Regions from separate parts of the Homo sapiens genome. Here region 1 is linked to region 2. The links are chromatin loops, found by intact Hi-C in ENCODE. Cell type or tissue: transverse colon. All regions are shown on one strand. Each heading gives the region's core, and the rest is flanking DNA. Links, peaks and the distances in the headings are about the cores only. Region 1 overlaps LOC107984515 (a long non-coding RNA gene). Region 2 overlaps DGKA (diacylglycerol kinase alpha).

Region 1 (10,152 bases), core at 896-8,895, 950 kb before region 2:
CCTTTTATAACTGCATGTAGTTTATTATGGAAAATGAAAATATTAAGTGATATTTGGTAAGAAATTATTATAAAGGTATTAGAAAAAGTATTTTGAAAGACTCTTTTCCATTGAAAAGCCAAGTAAATATTGCTTTTGAATAATATTATCCTCTAGACATGTAACCTGATAACACTGATAAATAAGAACAATTTCTGAACACTGATGAGCCCATCAAACAGATGGGCTGTAGTGAGTATAAGTTCTGGAGCTGCAGAACTACAGGCTGAGCTGGCAGGTTGCCCAGACCTGGGGCAGAGCCAGGACAGCTGTCCATAGAGGCTGTCCCAAGACAGAGAAGCTGCTGCTCAGAGCCACTGCTCTGGGCCGAGCAGCTGGGCCCCTCTGCCCAGGCCCAGATGCAAATCATCTGCCTCCATTTCAGCTCTCAACCTTCTTCTTTCTCAGATCCTGGGGTTTGCAAATGCCATTTTTGTTTTGTTTTGTTTGGCTGTTTTGTTTTTTTTGCTAAGAGTCTGTTCCTCCAAATTGCTGATGTGGGAATTTGAGTGACTTTGTCTCCTTCCTGTACCAAAGGCTCAAAAGTAGAAAGAGAGAGTGGATAGAATTGTAGGGGAGAGAGCAGTGATTTAACTCACCAAGGATTTTCTGAACTTTCTCCAGGCAGAAAAGTGTCCACCAAGGTCATCTTGTTCTTTTCTCTGCTTCTATGTTCTGGTTGTTAAGGATACAAACAAATGGGATTCTCTAACTTTTCTAACCTACCCATTCTACTAAATTACTCCACTCAATGCCAGAAAGTTCTTCCTTCTGTCTGGCTGTATCTTCCCTCTGTAAGAGTCCAGCAAAACAGAAGAGCAATCCATCTCAGGCCTCTGCAGAGGGTGTTCTTTCAGTGATCTGGATTGTAATTCTACCCAAAATGTATTTTATTGGATACCTTCTGAGTGTCAGAAATGAGATAGATCTGGGGAAGGGACTGAGGGGAGTATAGAAGGAGAGGAAGATATACAAGGGGGAGAAACAGTATCAAATACTGTCCCTTAGAGGGCTTATTTTCTAGTATGATCAAGTAATTTGGGGAAATACAGGGTTAACAAAAGACAAACATGTTCCTTTAAGGCAGTGGTCCCCAACCTTTTGGCATCAAGGACTGGTTTCATGGAAGACAATTTTTCCATGGGAGCAGGGTGAGGGGGAGGGTTTGGCGATGAAACTGTTCCACTTCAGATGATCATGCCTGCCACTCACCTTCCTGCTGTGAGGCCAGGTTCCTAACAGGCAACCAAACTGTGCTGGTCTGTGGTCCAGGGGTTGAGGCCCCCTGCTTTAAGGCATAACTTCTTGAGGCTTTTAATAGATTAACATGAATTGTGACTCTCCTAGAAGGAGAAAGTTTTGTATTTCCCAAATGTATTGGCCTATGGATTCCCCTGCCCTCCCCTCCCCTCCCCTCTCCTTCCCTACCCTTCCCTTATCTTTCCTTCCTTCCTTGGAACATCCCAAGGAAATTATTTTGGAAAAGTTTTCTTCCACTACAGCCACTTCTCTGGATTAAATCGTGACATTAACATCTTTGATTATATTCAGATGGCTATGAACACAGGATTGAATTCTCAGTGAGCCTATGTTTCATCTTTCTTTTGATCAAGCCCATTTAACTCAGAATCACAGGTCTTAATTGAGTTCTTCTGTGTGATTTGCATGGTGAGTGCTCAGTGTTTTGTAAGCCCATGGAGGAGGACAGAGCCTGGATGTGGGTGTAAGTGCAGTGGAGGAGGAGAGATCTGAGGGTTTCATAGGATGGGAGGCAGGAGACTTTCAGGGCTAGAGAGAGATCTATCAAGAAAAATCTCATGGACTTGACAAACAAGAAATGTGGAAGAGTTTTAAAACTTGATCTCTCTTCCCAAAAGAAAAGAGGGCTTCCAGCAGGGTTCCTCCCTACACCTGGGACCTGGTACAAAGTAAACACTTATAGCAACGGTATAATTATTGATGGGGAAAGAAAGAAGAGGAGGAGTGAAAAGCAGTCAAAATTTTTAGATGATAGAGGATTTAAGGTGGGTTGAGCTATTACCTTAGTATGTTCATCTGCTACAACAGAGAAAATCCCATAAAATGGGTGATTTACAAACAACAGTAATTTATTTCTGGCAGTTCTGGAGAGAAGTCCAAAATCAAGGTGCTGGCGGATTTGGTGTCTGGTGAGAGCCTACTTCCTAAGTCATAGATACCTGTCTTCTCACTGTGTCCTCATGTGATGGGAAGGGAGAGCTAGCTCTCTGGGGTCTCTCTTATAAGGCCCTAATCCTGATCGTGAGGGCTCTGCTCTCCTGACCTAATCATTTCACCAAAATGCCACCTCATGATACCATCACCTTGGGGGTTAAAGTTTCAACATATGAATTTGGGGGGCTGGCATGAACATTCAGACTATAGCAACCTTGGAGAAACCATGAAGGGAGCATCAGGGGTTAGTGACTTCATGGATTTGGGGAACATTTAAAACCAGGTTCTTCAGACCCAACATTCTAAAGCCTTGAAAAGGATAGGCATCAAAAGACACAATAGCAGGTAAAATTCGGGCGTTGTTGTAGATTTGGTATAAGGGAAGAATAGGTAGGGTGAATGAATATGGGGTTAGAGATTAGAGGTAGAACATGAAAACATGGGTTATTGTGAGAAAGGGGCAGGAGGTCACAGATTGGAGGAAGGGGCAGATTTTTTTTTAAGAGCCTAGGTTCTTCTCTCACCTCCACAAAGGGGAGGCGCTGAAGTCTGAGGCCACTCTACCAAAGTCAGACTGCACTCGCTGTCCACAGGAGACTGGAGACCCTGGTGCGCGGTGGACACAGGTCAAAGCAGAAGAGGGTGTGGGGCAGAACCCAGCAATGAACTGCAGAACGATAGACCAAGGTTTCTGGAAAGATGTTAAGTGTTTCCTCAGTGTAGTGTCAGTTAATCAGAGGAAATGGGACAACTGCGGCCTTCTGATCAGAGGGATATCTGCAGGTGGCGAGATGGTCCATGTGGCACCCCAGAGTATGTTCCGCGCGCGCAGGAGTGTCAGATCCAAGGAGAGTTCTCTCTGTTAGGTTTGAGAAAGAGTAGGAGGAAGAGGTGGAGGAGGAAAAGAGAGAAGAGACACTGAATCAGAGAGAAGCAGAGAGAGAATCTGAGGGAAATGATTTACATGCAAGAGAAAGTGAAACTGAAGTGTAACCACCCACCCAAACTGCAAAAGGCAACTTCTCTTGTCCACCCACTGGAGGAAACATCTCATCTTTCTCAGGCACCTGGCCTGGCAACACTCATCCTGCTCCCATAGCCTGTCCTGCCTCCCTTAGAAGGTAGGAACAACTGAGAAAGTGGGAGTGAAGGAGATTTAAATGACTTAAAGTGCTCCACAGCTACATATTATAATTTTCCCTATACTTACACTGAACCTGTCCCTTTTGACCTATGCGTTAAGGAGTGAGAAGTAAAAAATCCTGTCCTTTAGGCCTTACTCTGCTTCTTTTCTGGGTTTCAGAGTCCTTAAATGTAAAATGAGGAAGTAAAAATAAACTGTCTTTAGGGTTCTTCCCAGTGTAATGTTTTATATTTCTAATAATACTATCATTTAATGAGTGAATACTCTGCGAAAAATGACTAATATATCTTAACTTGAATCCTGAAAACAATCTCAAAAGTGGATATTGTGATCCATAGATGAATTAAGTAAGATTGTGTCTCTTTCTGACTTTTCCCACCCTGCAAACCTCTGTCTTCACAGATGAACCCCCAACCTGTTACACAGTCATACATCACTTAGTGACGGGGACATGCTCTGAGAAATGCGTCCTTGTGTGAACATCATAGAGTGCATTTACACAAACCCGGATGGTATAGCCTACTGCACGCCTTGGCTATATGATGCAATCTATTCCTCCTCGGCTTCAAATCTGGACAGCATGTTACTGTACTGAATGCTGTAGGCAATTGGAACACAGTGGGAAGTGTTTGTAGCTCTTAACACATCTTAACATAGAAACAGTACAATAAAAATATAGTATAAGAGATAAAAAATGGTACACCTGTATAGGACACTTACCATGAATGTGGCTTGTAGAACTCGAAGTTGCTCTGGGTGAGTGAGTGAGTGGGTGCAGGTGACCGTGAAGGCCTAGGACATTACTGTACATCACTGTAGACTCTATAAACACTGGACACTTAAGCTACACTAAACTTACTTAAAAATATTTTTCTCTCTTCATTAATAAATTAACCTTAACTTACTGTAATTTTTTTATTTTATACAATTTTAAATTTTTGACTTTTTTGTTAATAACACTTAGCTGAAAACACACATTGTACAGCTGTACAAAAATATTTTATTTATATCCTTATTTGATAAGCTTTTTTAATTTTTAAATTATTTTATTTTACTTTTTAAACTTTTTAAAAAAATTATGACACAAATACACACATTACTTTTGGCCCACACAGGGTCAAGATAATCAATATCACTGGCTTGCACCTCCACATCTTATCCCACTGGAAGGTCTTCAGGGGCATGGAGCTGTCATCTCCCTATGAGGACGATGCCTTCTGGAAGAGGTCCTGAAGGACCTGCCTAAGGCTGCTTTACAGTTCACTTTTTAAACAAGTAGAAGTAGTGCACTGTAAGACAACAATAAAAAGTATAGTGCAGTAAACACATAAACTACATAAACTATACATAACTATACATAAACTATACATAAAAGTATAGTGCAGTTTAGTATATGTATAGGTACAGAGCACTATACATAAAAGTATAATGCAGTAAATACATAAACTACATACAAAAACTGTTACTCCAGTAACAGTTGTTTATTATCATTATTAAATATGTACTATACGTAGATGTATGTACTCTACTTTTATATGACTGGCACGCAGTGTTTGTTTACACGAGCAATCAACACAAACATGCAAGTAAACGTGAGTAATGCATTGTGCTACCACATTACCATGGCTACGACGTCACTAGGTGATAGGAATTTTCCAGCTCCATTATAATCTTACGAGACTGTGGTATATGCGGTCCATCCTTGATCAGAATATTGTTATGCAGCTCAAGACTGTACTCCTAATGACCACCAGGTGGCAGCCTATACCCATTCTTTAATCTCACAGTTACATAGGTGGAAATCTCAGATTAGCCCACTGCCCAGGAGGTTGTCTAACCCAGACTGATGAATTAACCCAATTATGGAGTATCTGGACAACCCCTGTTTGTCTGATTTGTATCACAGGAGATTGAACGAATTTAGGAGCTGAATAAGCAATCGAAGATTTCTTCCTTTTATTTTTTTGGATTTCTTTTTCGTCTTTGGAGACAGGGTCTCCCCAGGGCCCAGGCTGGAGTGCAGTGGCACAGTGATGGCTCACTGCTGCTTCGACCTCCTGGGCTCCAAAGATCTTCCAACCTCAGCCTCTCGAGTAGCTGGGACTAGGCACCACCACCATGCCTGGCTAATTTTTTTGTAGAGACAGGATCTTACTTAGTTGCCCAGGCTGGTCTCAAACTCCTGGGCTCAAGCAATTCTCCCCCCTCAGCCTCCCAAAGTGCTGGGATTACAGGTATGAACTACCACCATGCCCGGCCAGATTGCTCATTTTAAATTAAACAGTTTTCAGGGTTGAATAGAATTTCAAAAGGTTAAGGAGTAAAAAGTAGTCTGTACTCACAGAGAGATTTGAGTGAGCATAAATACCAAGATGGAAAAGTATAGGGTATGTTTGGGAAAAATCAAGTAGCTCAGCATGGCTATACTGTGAGTTGTGTTATGAGAAAGAGTGAGTGGAACCTAAGATAATTAACCTAAATTAAGTTTAGATCTAAGAAATCTTGAATACCATATTTTGGGTTATGAAATTTGTTTTAACTTTAACAGTTTTCCTTTGAAATAGAGAACTTCTGTACACCTGTCACTCTGACTTAAAATTGTTAATATTTTGCTTTATTATAATGTATTTTTTCCCAACATTTTGAGAATCAGTTGTAGATATTATGCCCCTTTGCCTCTTAAAATTAAAGACAATAATTTTCATAACTATAGTATAATTATCAAAATTTTAAAAATAACATTGATACAATCATCTAGTTTACAGACTTTATTGTTTTCCAAATAATATGTAGGATCACACACTGCATATAGTTTTCATGTCTCTTTTGTCTCCTTAAATCTGAAATTCTTTCTCTACTTTTCTTTATCTTTCATGGAAATTGAATTTTTTTCCTTTCCAATTTTTGTTTTAGGTTCAGGGGTACATGTTACATGGGTAAATTGGGTGTTGCGGGGTTTGCTGTACACATTCTTTCATCACCCAGGTAATGAGCATAGTACCTAATGGGTAGTTTTCTGATCCTCACCCTCCTCCCACTCATTACCCTCAAGTAGACCCAAAGTTGCTTCCTGCTTTGTGTCCATGGTGTACTTGATGTTGATATTTTTAAAGAGTATAGTCCTTCTATTCTGTAGAGCATCTCTCAATTTGATTTGTCTGCAGTTCATGTGATTCAATCTGCGTTAGACAATTTTGTCAGGATTACTACATGTGATGATGTCTCCCCAGTGCATCACATCAGGAAGTATGTAGTATCAGTTTTCCTATTATTGGTAATATAATGTGGTATTCTTTTTTTCCACTGTAAATTTATAATTTTCCTTTTTAAATTAAAAAGTACTTTTAAATATTTTCAAACTATGTCAATATCCTATTCCTTATTAAGCTTTCAACTCTCACCTACTAGTTTTGGTATTTTATCTTCTTAAGAGTTGGGAGTCATCAAAAATATATTGAGCTGGATAGGATAAAATCAGAACCATGTTTAGAAATGTCACCCTAGAAACTGTGAGTGTGTGATTTTACTATCTTCAACTCTGACACATTGTAGACCTTCCTTTTTTTTTTTTTTTTTTTTTTGGTTTGTTTTATTTTTTGAGATGGAATCTCGCTCTGGCTCCTAGGCTAGAGTACAGTGGTGCGATCTCAGCTCACTGCAACCTGTGCTTCCTGGGTTCAAGCAAATCTCCTGCCTCAGCCTTCCGAGTAGCTGGGATTACAGGCGCCTGCCACCACACCCAACTAATTTTTGTATTTTTAGTAGAAACGGGGTCTCACCATGTTGGCCAGGCTGGTCTCGAACTCCTGACCTCAAGTGATCTGTCCGCCTCAGCCTCTCAAAGTGCTGGGATTACAGGTGTGAGCCACCGCACCCAGCCTAGGCCTTCCTTTTGTCTGGGACTCTGGTACCCAAGTTCTGACCTGCTCCAGGTAATCTTTTAACCTTGAGTCTAGCACATACGAATCTTGGTAGATTGGTGATGTCCTCCTATCAGGCCAGTGCAGCCCAGGCTCAGATCACACATTTTGGATGGATTTGTTCCTTTGGGCAGATTCCCTTGTGCAAGGAACAACCAGCACAATCATAAGTGCAGAGACCTAACAGCTCTGGATTAAATTTGGAAAACATTAGAATATGGGAGAAAAGAAACATACATTAAGCTCTTCCAACTCACCCATCTCTCTTCTGGTTGTTTCTCTGTACATCCTCTCGTGTAAATCTCACAGCAACCCTTCAAGGCAGGCACTAGCATTCCAATTATACAGATGAAGAAACTGAGGTTCAGGAGTCTCTGTAGAAGGCCACGATTTAAAGCTTGATGTCTCTGATTCTGAAACCTATATGCATTATATACGCTACTTTATAATCCATTGATTGCAGTGACAATACTAACATTGGCTTGTCACTGACATACCAGCTTTTTAAATACACATTTTCCTCACATTCTCATGACAAGTTGTGGGAAATGGAGAGCAGATGCCAATTGTCTCATTTGACAGATGAAAATCAATGCCCACACAGCTAGTGGGAAAATCAAGCCTTTTGACTTTTAGTCAAGAGATCTGTGTAATTTTATCATGTGCCCTTTTAGGGCACGTGTGGATTTAGAGGAGTGAGGGAGAAGAGATAAGGAGAGAAATCTGTAGGGGTGGAGGACATCAGCAGGAGGAAATCTGTACAATCAAGATGGTTTCCTGAACGTGAGCTGTGGGGCTGCCCAGTGATGCCCGCAGGCTTCAGGATGCAGGACACATCTGCACCCCTGGTTCCTCTTGCCAGAGCCCAGGAGATTGGCAGGAACCCTAGGGAAGACCCAGTTCTGGGTGCAGGGCAGATGCTGAGCAGCTGAGCAAGCAGAACTCTGCAGGCGGGCGTTGGGGGTTCTCCTCTAGCTAACTTGGGTTTCCAGAGGCCTGAGAGCACAGCTTCCATATCTTCCTCCTTTGGGAGGAGGAAAGCTGGCTTCTCTTGCCTCTGACTCCCAGTGGTTCTCAAGGCCCCAGTGGGAGGTATTTGCCTGGGAAAAACAGAGCTGAAAGAGCAACAGAACCTCAAAGTATGAAGGAAAAGGAGAAACTGGCTTCTCCTCTGCTTTTTCTTAGAAGACAAGAGGCAGTTAGGGTAGGGCCAGAATGATTTTGCGAGTCCTTGAAGGGGAGAGGAAAGGTTAAAAGCCACAGGGAAAATTAACTCTGAGGGTAAAGAAAAGGATCCCCAGTGTATCCCTACATGTCTACCTACTCTCTGCAATAACAGACAGACATCTGAGTGGGACTGGCTTATGTTTGTCATAAAGAAAGATTTCTATGGATCTCCAAGATTTTCTGACAACGGGAGGGATGCGATGATGCCTGGAGGGGCCGTGTGTTCCATAGGGAGGCAGTGACTAGAGAATGGCCTGTCTGGGTTTGACTCCCTGCTCTGTCATTAACCTGCTATTTGAATTTGGGCAAGTTACACATCCTTGAAGCCTTCGCCTTCTCATGTAACACGAGACGATCATAGTGGCGACCTCAAAGTGATGTGCAAGTGAAATGAGGGAGTATGTAAAGCTTAGTATATCATCTAGTACTTAAGAAAGGAGCAGAGACTTTAGCTGTTGTCACATTTGTCACTTACAGTGAAAGAGCATTGGGTTGAGGGTGAGGAAACCTGGTTTCTATTTGTTTCTTTCTGTATATCCAGCTCTTTCCTCGGCAAACAATATCTTCTTCTTTTCCCCCATATGTCCTCTGGTAAAGAGACAGTATTGCATAAGATCCAAATTCTATTTTAACTTCTGATAGTAACTCACATTTTGAGCAAATGCAAATTACTTTACCACTCTGAGCCTCAGTTTCCCCATATATAAATGGAGAGGATAATAGCTATTTGGAGTTGTGGATTATTAGCACAGTGTTTAGAGTCAGACAAGCCTGGATTTGAATCATACCTTCAAAACTTACTAGCTATGTGACTGTGGGCATTTTACTTAAAGTCTCTGAGCCTCAGTTTCCTCAATTGTTACATGAGGATTATAACACCTAACACTTTTGTTGAGCTTGGCAAGGACTACTTAAGACAGTAAGTGTAAGCTGCTTAACCTAGAGCCCAGCTGAAAGTAAGTACCCTGGCAGCAAATTTGTACCTGGTAGCTTTCCTGTATGAACGAATGAAATCACCTAAGAAGTATTCTTTTAATCACATCTCTTCTGCCTGAAACAAAAAGGAGATAATACATGTGCAAATTTCATGTCTTCATTCTGCTTCCCCCATTTAGATTGATCCTCTGAAAAAGTATCTAAGGATATTTGTCCCAAATTCAGCCATAACCTGCTCCAACATCCCCCATCTATTCCCTCCAGGGTAACTCACAAAGCCCATCCATCAACTCTCAAGCTCACCTTTGTCATGCAGAGTGGACCAGCCTGGAGCTACGAATCCCCCTCCCCCAACACCCAACATCCCAACACACACACACACACATATATATACTGCACACTAATTTCTCAAAAGCCAAATTAAAGTCACCGTCCATCCACTGCCAGAAGCCCCTTTCCTCTTCCTTACTCCCAAAGGAATCCTCGCCCTCCATAGACATCACCCTCCCCCCAGCTCCATCCTCTATCACAGACACACACTGGTCACCATCCCACTTCTCCTCCCCTTCTCTATTGCTCAGTAATTATATTCTCCGCCTCCCAGTGTCATGCTAATATAAGCTCCTGGCACAGCTGCCCAGATTAAATTAGAGCCCAAACCAGCAGGCTGACTAATTATATTTTCTGGGATGG
Region 2 (10,152 bases), core at 1,028-9,027:
TTCAGCACCCACTACATACTGGGAAGGGTATCCCAGGCAGACAGAACAGTAAGACTCATTGCTTTGAGCAGGGGAGAGCTTGGCATGCCTGAGGAACAGAAAGGAGCACAGTGAGACCAGATGGCGGGGTGTGAGGAGAGAGTGGAACAAGAGGAGGGCAGAGGGACAAACAGAGGCACTACCACATGGCCTTGGGCTGGAGCCTTGGATTTTCCATCTATCAACTGCCTTAGGAAATCCAAGCTTCTCTGAGCTCCAGTTTCTTCATCTGTAGAATGGTTATGCCAATAATTTCCTATGTCTGATGATTTGATTCTAATTGTTAGTACAATAATAACTAGCATTTCTTGTAGGCCTCCTAAATGTCAGGCATTGTATGAGTGACTTTTCATATATTGTTTTACGTAAGCCACACAACTGTGAAAAATGGTTCTCATTCTCCCCATTTTGCAGATATAACTTCCCCAAGTCACACAGTGGTATCAGAGCTAAGAATGGGACCCAGATATGACTGATCTAGTTCTGTTCCAAAACCGTGCTGTATTATATTAACGTAAGATATGTTATTATCATTACTGAATCAAGGAAAGTCGCCCACTGCACCTTGGTCCCTGGATCCAGTAGCCAAAACCTGGGGCTCCCTAAGCACTGCTGACCTAGCGGAGTGGAAGGAAGTTCCCAGGAGCCGAGACACTAGCACTCGGCTCCATCGTCCCAGGACTGGGAAACACTAGATCTGTTGGCAGCAGAAGTTGGATTATAGTCATTGAAAAGTGCCAGATGGGTAGAGTCCTTTCTCTAGGATGTCAGTATCCCAGAACCCTCTTCTGAGGAAGAGACTCTGTGGGTACCCAGAGTCTCTTCCCCTGCCTCTTCCCTACCCCGCGCCTAGTTCCCCACCCTTCCCTAGTGGAGCTCCGCGGAACGCAGTCCAGGCGGGGCCGGGGCTAGGGACCTTGCCAGAGCTGGTTCTGTGTCGCGCGTCAGAAGCGCTAGAGGTCGTTGCGTGGCGTGGGTGGCTCGGGGAGTGGGTGGCTGAGCGGAGCTGGGGTCCCTGGCCAGAGGCGGAACAAAATGGGGTCATGGCCAGGAAGACGCGCTAACGCAGTAAGAGTCACTCAGAGGGCCGGAACTGCCGGAACTGCCGAAGACCCGAGATGGGAGAGAGCTCAGGATGGGGAGAGTCTGCAGAGATTGACGATGGTGGAAGAAAGCGCAGAAACAGACAAGGGACACACCCACAGAAACATATATAGACTGAGAAAGCCGGGTGCGGGTGGGAAGGTGAGGGTGGTCAGATGAATCAAGATAGGTTGGGGGAGAGGGAGAAGGATCCAGAAATGGAGAGACAGAGATGAGTCAGAGAAACAGAGACAGAGGACAGACACTGTCAGGGAAGGTAGAGGCATAGGGAAGAGGGACACAGGGAAAGGAAGATGTTTAGGGAGGGACTAGGAGAGAAGGAAAGAACAAAAAATAATAGTGGGAGTAGAGACAGAATGGAACAGACAGAAGAAAAGACACCCAGACAGCTGGCTCTTCCCACTGTACGCTCTGTCACCTTTCCCCAGGCCTACCCTCTGAAGAGGTCCAAGCAACGGAAGTACTACTACGAAGCTGCCTTTCTGGCCATCCTTGAGAAAAATAGACAGATGGCCAAGGAGAGGGGCCTAATAAGCCCCAGTGATTTTGCCCAGCTGCAAAAATACATGGAATGTGAGTCTTCCTGTCAGGCCTTCAGTTCTGGAGACCCTGCCCCAGAGAATCCCTCCTCCTCCTCATTACACCCCCTGCCCCCCAGCTTCCTCAGTGGCTTTGAGCAGTGTGCTGCTCAGATGTGCCCATGACTGGAAATGGGAGGAGTGGGAGATGGGGAGATGTCAGAAAAAGATCCGGATCTACCACAGTCTAACTGGGCTGCATTGTGCAAGGTCTCGGCTCTCTACCCACCTTCGCTATACCTGGACTGCTTGCTCCAGCTCTCAGAGAAGAGGAGTAAAGAGTGGTACTGTTTTGGAGGATCTGAAATATTTTTCCCTCTGTATTTCTGTGTTTCTTCTTGGAATTTCTTCATCTCATTTGAATCTTTTTTCCTGCTGGATTTCTCTGGCAAGAGAACTCAGCTGGACTAATAATGCTGTTCTCTTACTCTCTCTACACCCTAGACTCCACCAAAAAGGTCAGTGATGTCCTAAAGCTCTTCGAGGATGGCGAGATGGCTAAATATGTCCAAGGAGATGTGAGTGGCAGCTGGGAAATCTTCTTCTTGATCAACTCTTCCCATCTTTGTTTTTGATCCCCAACTTCCAGGAATTATTCTGGGCCTGCCCCTCACTATCCCCTCTAGAGATACCCTAGTGTCCATTGTCACTCTGACTATTGCTTTAGGATAAAACAAGGGATTCTATTAACTCAGGACTTAATCAAAGAAACCATACTCCTGCCTCAGATGCTTCTCAGCTCTGCATTTATTATCCCTGTCCCCGCTACTCCCAATTCTTCAGCCCCAGCTCTGACCTTGCAGACTCCCCAGGATAATGCTCACTCTCATTATAGGCCATTGGGTACGAGGGATTCCAGCAATTCCTGAAAATCTATCTCGAAGTGGATAATGTTCCCAGACACCTAAGCCTGGCACTGTTTCAATCCTTTGAGACTGGTCACTGCTTAAATGAGACAAATGTGACAAAAGGTATGGTCAAGCAGGTAGGACTGGGCTAAGCCTCTGGCAGAAAAATCAAACTAGTATGGATTTGGGGTTGAGAATTAACTTGAGTCACACGTTGTGCAGGTTGGGGGAAATTGGTGGAGAATAGTCAGGCTGGTCTAGGAGCTAAAGGGAGGAAAGGTAAAGGGGAAAGGTAAGTCGAGGGCAGTGGCTCACACCTGTAGTCCCAGCACTTTGGGAAGCTGAGGTGGGAGGATTGCTTGAGGCCAGGAGTTCAAGGTGCAGTGAGCAGTAATCATGCCACTGCACTCCAGCCTCAGTGACAGAGCAAGACCCTGTCTCTCAAAAAAATCAGTAAATCTTTTTTTTAAAAAAAGGGAGAGGTGGGACAAACAAAGGATAAAACATGAGCCAAAGTGGAGGGAGCCCTGACTTCTGATCTGCTTTTTTGTAACCAGATGTGGTGTGTCTCAATGATGTTTCCTGCTACTTTTCCCTTCTGGAGGGTGGTCGGCCAGAAGACAAGTTAGAATGTGAGTTGCCCTTCTGAAGTGAGGTGGCAGGGCAGTGAAGGGAGAGAGAGGTGTTTCCCATCCTCCTTTCCCTTATTCCTTCAGGATTCCTAAAGGCTGACAGGTCTAGACAAAGGTGGGGCCAGAGAATGAGCCCATTTCCTGTGTTCTCCCAGACTATTTATACCTAATACCCTTCACCATAGTCACCCCAGTACCCATGTCTTGTGCATTCCCATGTAGGCGGCCTAGGATGTCCTTGGGATATGGATTATGTATTGTCTCCCCTGACACATTCACTGAGGGTAGAGTCCATGCCTGTTTTCCTTTCCTTTTTGTCTCTCTCTCAGTCCCATCCCAGGCTCTAGGCTTCTCACCCAAAAGCTCTCTCCCTGTCTCTTTGTTTCCCCCATATTCTGGTATGAATTCTTTGGGTATCTCTCACAAACTGACCCTGGCCCCCCTAAAACACCCCACAGTCACCTTCAAGCTGTACGACACGGACAGAAATGGGATCCTGGACAGCTCAGTGAGTTGGGGACCCTGTATGCTGGGCAAGGGAATATGTGTTAATTTGTCTGCACCCTCCTGCCCCAACTCTTCCAGGGTCTTAAGAAACAGAAGAGGATGGGGGGAGAGGTTGAGTCCTCTAGGACTAAATTTGAAAGTAAGTCCCAAGCTCTTGACCCCTCAAAGAGAATGCTGGATACATGAATTGGGTCTGCCTTACAAACATACAAACACATTTATTTACTTGGCAGACATACCTGAGAATGAGAGGTGTGAATCTGGGGTGGAACCCAGGAACACTGATTTCTGGAAAAGAGTTTGGATGGTGGTAGTAAAGGGGATATGGCTGTGGCTCTTGCCCTTTTTGCTCCAGGAAGTGGACAAAATTATCCTACAGATGATGCGAGTGGCTGAATACCTGGATTGGGATGTGTCTGAGCTGAGGCCGGTAAGGCAGCTCTTCCTTCATGTCCCTTCTTGTACCTTCTTCCCTGGTGAGTCCTGCATCTGCCTTACTTCATCTCTGACAGGCAACCTGGTTCCCTTGGCTAGGATGGCTGGGCTGGATATCCTAAGAGGCAGTGGAGAGGTGTTGGGTCTGAAGACCCACTCATACTGAAAGTCCCTTTCCACTCTGTGCTCAGATTCTTCAGGAGATGATGAAAGAGATTGACTATGATGGCAGTGGCTCTGTCTCTCAAGCTGAGTGGGTCCGGGCTGGGGCCACCACCGTGCCACTGCTAGTGCTGCTGGGTCTGGAGATGGTGAGTAGGAGAGACTTTGGGGGATGAGTAAGACAGCCTTGGGTTATGCTTGCCCGGATTGGCCCTGTAAGGGCTTTGACACTCCCTAGCATCTACTGTGCCTTCCTAGACTCTGAAGGACGACGGACAGCACATGTGGAGGCCCAAGAGGTTCCCCAGACCAGTCTACTGCAATCTGTGCGAGTCAAGCATTGGTCTTGGCAAACAGGGACTGAGCTGTAACCGTGAGTAATGGGAGCTGGGAGGTAGGGGAAGAGGGTCAGCCCAGCTATCTGTGGGAGCTTGATGCTGTAAACTTAGAAAAGACCTAGGTTTGAATCCTGGGCTCTGCCACTGACTAGTTATGTGACCTTGGGAAAGCCACATCACTTCTTTAAGCCTTAGTTTCCTCAACTGAAAATGAGGTAATTGTGAGCATTAAAAAAGTTGGTGCAAGAAAAGTGCTTCAGATGGTGCATGCACATACTATAAAATGCAATAAAAAATATCTATTATGATTACTGTTGCTGTTAGACCTGGGCCTCCCAAGCATTATCCAGCTCAGTTCCTGCCTGGCACATGGATGGTGTGGGGCAGGCATGCAGTAGCAGCTGATCTTTTAGGAGGAAGAGTAAGGAAAAGGCGTGGGTTTTGGAGGTGGGCACTTCACCCCGAACTTTTATTCTGCTACACCCTCAAGCAAGGGATCACATATCTGATCCTGCCTCACCCTCAGGTAAGAAGGAAATAGGGGGAGAGGCTCAGCTAAGCCTCCCAACTTCTTCCTTCTCCCTCAGTCTGTAAGTACACTGTTCACGACCAGTGTGCCATGAAAGCCCTGCCTTGTGAAGTCAGCACCTATGCCAAGTCTCGGAAGGACATTGGTGTGAGTGATCTCATGCCTCCACCCCCAACATCACCTACATCCTGGCCCTGGCCCTGGCCCTTGGCCCATTGCTGCCCTCAGCCCCTCCCTCCCCTAGGTCCTGCTCAGACCCTGCCAGACAAGGAACTGCCTTTCTCCCCAAGGTCCAATCACATGTGTGGGTGCGAGGAGGCTGTGAGTCCGGGCGCTGCGACCGCTGTCAGAAAAAGATCCGGATCTACCACAGTCTGACCGGGCTGCATTGTGTATGGTGCCACCTAGAGGTCAGTTTGGGAGCCATCCCTTCTGGGTGCGTCTTACCCCGCAGAGCTGCCTTCTCCACGGGCCTCCGGCCACACCTCCTTTACAGGCACAGTTGCCCCTGCTCCCAAGGGCTCTTTCCAGCCCAGACTGCCAGGTTGAGAGGAGACAGGGTTACCTTCGTGATCTCTCTGTGCCCACCTCGTCTTTCAGATCCACGATGACTGCCTGCAAGCGGTGGGCCATGAGTGTGACTGTGGGCTGCTCCGGGATCACATCCTGCCTCCATCTTCCATCTATCCCAGTGTCCTGGTGAGACCCTCGGCAGCAGCGGGGAGGGGACAGGAGTGCCTCCCCGATTTCCCACACGCACAGAGTGGCATTTAGAATAGAGAGCTCATACTTTTAGGATTCAAGTCAGACCCCTCTATTTAGGGATTCATGCACAATACAGCTTTTCTTCCCTCTACTTTCTTCCCCTCCCAGGCCTCTGGACCGGATCGTAAAAATAGCAAAACAAGCCAGAAGACCATGGATGATTTAAATTTGAGCACCTCTGAGGCTCTGCGGGTACAGGGCTGAGAGTCTTGGGCTTCATGATGGGGGCAGGTTTTTCACTGGAGCCCTCATGGGTGGGAATGAAGTGGGAGAGCCTGGTGGGGAGCGGTTGATGCTCACTCTCCAGAAACTCCACCATGGTAGGGGAGGGAAGGGGAGGGAAACAGGAGGGAGGGGGGAAATATCTTGGTGGAATGCTAGCCCTCTGCCCCTGTCTCCTGGGCCCACCTTAACTCTGACAAAATCCTGCTTTCTTTGTCCTTATTTTCTTCCCCCAATGCAGATTGACCCTGTTCCTAACACCCACCCACTTCTCGTCTTTGTCAATCCTAAGAGTGGCGGGAAGCAGGGGCAAAGGTGAGGAGAAATATATTGGGTCTTCTAAGATGAGAGGCAGGGCCTGCCTGCAACACTTAGAAGGTGGAAGGGGATGTGTGTGTCTGGAGGGGCATACCTTGAGGAACACACAAAGAGGGTGAGGTTCAGAAGATCACCCCCAACCCCCGCGCCTGCCATGAACTTTTCTTTTTCCCACACACAGGGTGCTCTGGAAGTTCCAGTATATATTAAACCCTCGACAGGTGTTCAACCTCCTAAAGGATGGTCCTGAGATAGGGTGAGCACAGGTTAGGGACTGTATCACAGTGTTTTCGTGGGTCTGTGTATCTGTATATGTTAGGAGAGTGCAGGAAAGAGTGCAGATTGGGAGAGGAGGGCTAGAGATCCCCAAGAGGCCAGAATTCAGAATATTTCCTTCCCTAGGGTCACTGGGTATCCCATCCTCCGAGCTCTCTGGCCCATCTTTGTCCTGCTCTCAAAGAATGAAGATCCAATTTTTCCCTAACCACTGAGGAGTGGCTATAACTTTCCCCATTGTTCTTTTCTGTGACCTTCATAGAAACTCAAGTCTTTTGACAAAAAGGAGGAGGGTCCTACGGAATGAGAGACAAGAAGCAATCTGCCTGCTCAGGACTTGGGTAGCCTCAGTCCTGTTATCCTTCTTCATATTCTCTCTCCCCTTTGTCTCAGGCTCCGATTATTCAAGGATGTTCCTGATAGCCGGATTTTGGTGTGTGGTGGAGACGGCACAGTAGGCTGGATTCTAGAGACCATTGGTCAGTGCAGGGAGGGGCGTGGGGAAGGTATTGGGGTCGTAGTCTTGCAGAGCTAACTCACTCCATCCTTCTCTTCACCTGCCTCCGCAGACAAAGCTAACTTGCCAGTTTTGCCTCCTGTTGCTGTGTTGCCCCTGGGTACTGGAAATGATCTGGCTCGATGCCTAAGATGGGGAGGAGGTAAGTGGTTAGAAATTGTTTTGCTGTAGGCTGAGAGGAGTTGTGTAGGAAGGGAAAGGCACTTAGAGAAGAAACTAGGCATCTGGTATGGAAAGGATTGGGGAAGAAGAGGGGCACAGACAGGTGGATACAAAAGTGGAATGTCCAAAAAGAAGAGAGCTTTGGAAGAAGCAGGGACCACAATCTGAACCTAGAAGGGTCAAGGGTGATAGTCCCCTTTCCTGTAAATATTTTTATGTTTCTCCCAACCAACTCTTATGGCTCAGAGAATCAAGGAATATGGGGGTGGGGAACAATGTGTGAATAAGGAAGGTTGTATAAGAGCTAAGCCAGATGCTGAATGATGGAGCTAGCAGGTCATGACTCATTCACTCATTCAAACAATTAACCAGGTAGTCATTAATTAATTCACTATGATTTCTTTCAGAGTATTGCAATAGTCTCCTAACTGCTCTCCCATTTCTAATCTCTTATGCCTTTCAAACAGAAGGAGTTTGAGGGATGGTATTGGTAGATAAAGAGGTCAGTGTAGGGCAGATTGTGTTTGAGGAATCTTGGAGTTGAGGTTATTGGGTTCAGGGTCCAGCTCTAAGATCTTGCTGGAGATCTTAGGGAATAGAGATCTGCTAAGGGCAGCGGAAGGCATTCTAGGTGGAGGAAGTAGTGTAAGGCCAGAGGAGCCACCAAACAACATGGTGGTGCATTGGGGGAACTGTAAGTCATTCATCATGATTGGGACATAGGGTGAAAGGTGGAAAATGTGGAGAGGGAAGACTAGTTGAGCAGAGTCCAGATGATGGAGGGTTATGAATACTGTGCCAGGGAGTTTTTAATTTTATCCTGTCAGAGATTGCAAGCTGACAGCCCACAGTAATGATTTTGTGTTGTTTTGTATTAGTTGCCTTGCAGTGTTTTCAATTTCTTTGTACTTGATTATTTCTAAGTGGGACATGTATTCTTCAGTTTATCACAATCCCCTTGGCTCCCTGCTAGTCACTTATTCACTTTCCCTTTCTTTTTTTTTTTTCTTGAGATGGAATCTCGCTCTGTTGCCCATGCTGGAGTGCAGTGGTGCCATCTCAGCTCACTGCAACCTCTGCCTCCCAGGTTCAAGTGATTCTCCTGTCTCAGCCTCCTGAATAGCTGGAAATACAGGTGTGTGCCATCACGCCCTGCTAATTTTTGTATTTTTAGTAGAGACGAGGTTTCACCATGTTAGCCAGGATGGTCTTGAACTCCTGACCTCAAGTGATCTGCCCACCTAGGCTTCCCAAAATGTTGGGATTACAGGTGTAAGCCACCATGCCCAACCCACTTTACCATTCAAGCCACTCAGGTATTTGAGTGTGCAATCCCTGAACTATGAGCAAACTCTTTTTTTTTCTTTTCTCTTTTTTTTTTAACTCAATCAAACAAGCAGCAGTGAGGGGGAACTCGATGTAAGTAAAAGATGTAACTAAAAGAACAAATAGGAAGAAATATCTCTGAGTGCTCATTATAACTTGTTTTATATATAGACATATAACCAATTCTTTGACCAGTTTTCAGATCCTCAACATCTGACTTCTTCATTTATAATATTAGATATTTTGAAATTACATATTTTATGTCTTCCCTGTATTCTGCAAACAAAAATCAAGTTAGCATAAACAAGCAAACAAGTTAGCAGAAAACATTGCAGTTTTCTGCTAACTCAACCTGAATCATGACAATAAGGATATAAATGTAGCACTAATGAAAATGTATGTTGGGCTGGGCACGGTGGCTGATTCCTGTAATCCCAACACTTTGGGAGGCCAAGGTCAGAAGATCGCTTTAAGCCAGGAGCTGGAGACCAGCCTGGACAACAAAGTGAGACCAAGTCTCTACAAAATATTTTTTAAAAAATTAGCTGGGCATGGTGGCACGCACCTGTAGTCCCAACAACTCAGGAGGTGGAGGCTGGAGGATTCCTTGAGCCCAGGAGTTTCAGGCTGCAATGAGCTATGATTGGGCCACTGCACTCAATCCTGGCTGACACAGTGAGATCTCATCTCTAAAAATAAATAAACACACAAATAAATAGCCAGGCATGGTGGCACATGCCTATAGTCCCAGCTGAGGCTGAGGCGGGAGGATTGCTTCAGCTGAAAAGATCGAGGCTGTAGTGAGCCATGATTGCACCACTGCACTCCAGCCTGGGCAACAGTGTGAGACTTTAAATTAAAAAATAAAAAGGAAAACATGTTGACACTGAAAAAATCATAAGGTTCGAAGAGGGGGGATTGAAGGGATTATCACTATGGGAGCTCTGTGGAAGATGGATTGTAGGAAGGAGACAGAATAGGAAATTACCTGTTTGCAGTAGTCCAGACAAGAGATGATGAATACAGAAGCCAAGGCAGCAGCAGTGGAGTTAATGAGGTAGAAGCCACAGCTCTGGATAACTGATAGGTTGTGGAGAAGGAGGTAGAGAAAAGTCTAGGACATTTCCTAGGTTTGTGGATTCAGCAGATGGAGGTGGCATTTATTTATTCATTTATTCATTTATTTATTTTTATTTATTTATCTTTTTGAGACAGAGTCTCATTCTGTTGCCTAGACTGGAGTGCAGTGGCACAATCTCAGCTCACTGCAACTTCTACCTCGCAGGTTCCGGCGATTCTCCTGCCTTACCCTCCCGAGTAGCTGGGATTGCAGGTGTCCACCACCACATCCAGCTAATTTTTGTATTTTAAGTGGAGACGAGATTTCACCATGC

What was found. Hi-C counts contacts between places; a loop is a spot of excess contacts. Peaks named below come from ENCODE experiments on the same cell type or tissue, not always from the same donor. Only the 100,000 strongest peaks of a DNase experiment are listed, where the experiment ranks them.
Region 1: it touches region 2 in a loop (32-fold over the local background); 2 of 110 quality-filtered maps call a loop at or near these places.

Annotation. Positions count from the first base shown.
Region 1 is chr12:54,988,293-54,998,444 of GRCh38, forward strand. The region is part of intron 1 of LOC107984515 (a long non-coding RNA gene); the gene reads left to right. Among named protein-coding and RNA genes, the nearest start is that of TESPA1, 8.6 kb to the left of the region's middle. RefSeq lists enhancers at 2,921-3,110, 3,771-3,820. In transverse colon, for the core only: a CTCF peak has its summit at 5,134 (motif pointing right); a DNase peak (open chromatin) is centred at 5,149.
Region 2 is chr12:55,934,852-55,945,003 of GRCh38, forward strand. DGKA (diacylglycerol kinase alpha) reads left to right here. Exons shown (of 24, transcript NM_001345.5): 2 at 1,572-1,716; 3 at 2,166-2,239; 4 at 2,557-2,692; 5 at 3,127-3,201; 6 at 3,660-3,709; 7 at 4,064-4,138; 8 at 4,335-4,454; 9 at 4,564-4,678; 10 at 5,231-5,319; 11 at 5,463-5,582; 12 at 5,773-5,871; 13 at 6,046-6,129; 14 at 6,401-6,474; 15 at 6,659-6,733; 2 more. The coding sequence starts at 1,653. Among named protein-coding and RNA genes, the nearest start is that of DGKA, 8.8 kb to the left of the region's middle. RefSeq lists enhancers at 5,089-5,589, 5,590-6,090, 5,710-5,799. In transverse colon, for the core only: a CTCF peak has its summit at 5,579 (motif pointing left); a DNase peak (open chromatin) is centred at 5,560; H3K4me3 peaks cover 100 bases; H3K27ac peaks cover 1,551 bases.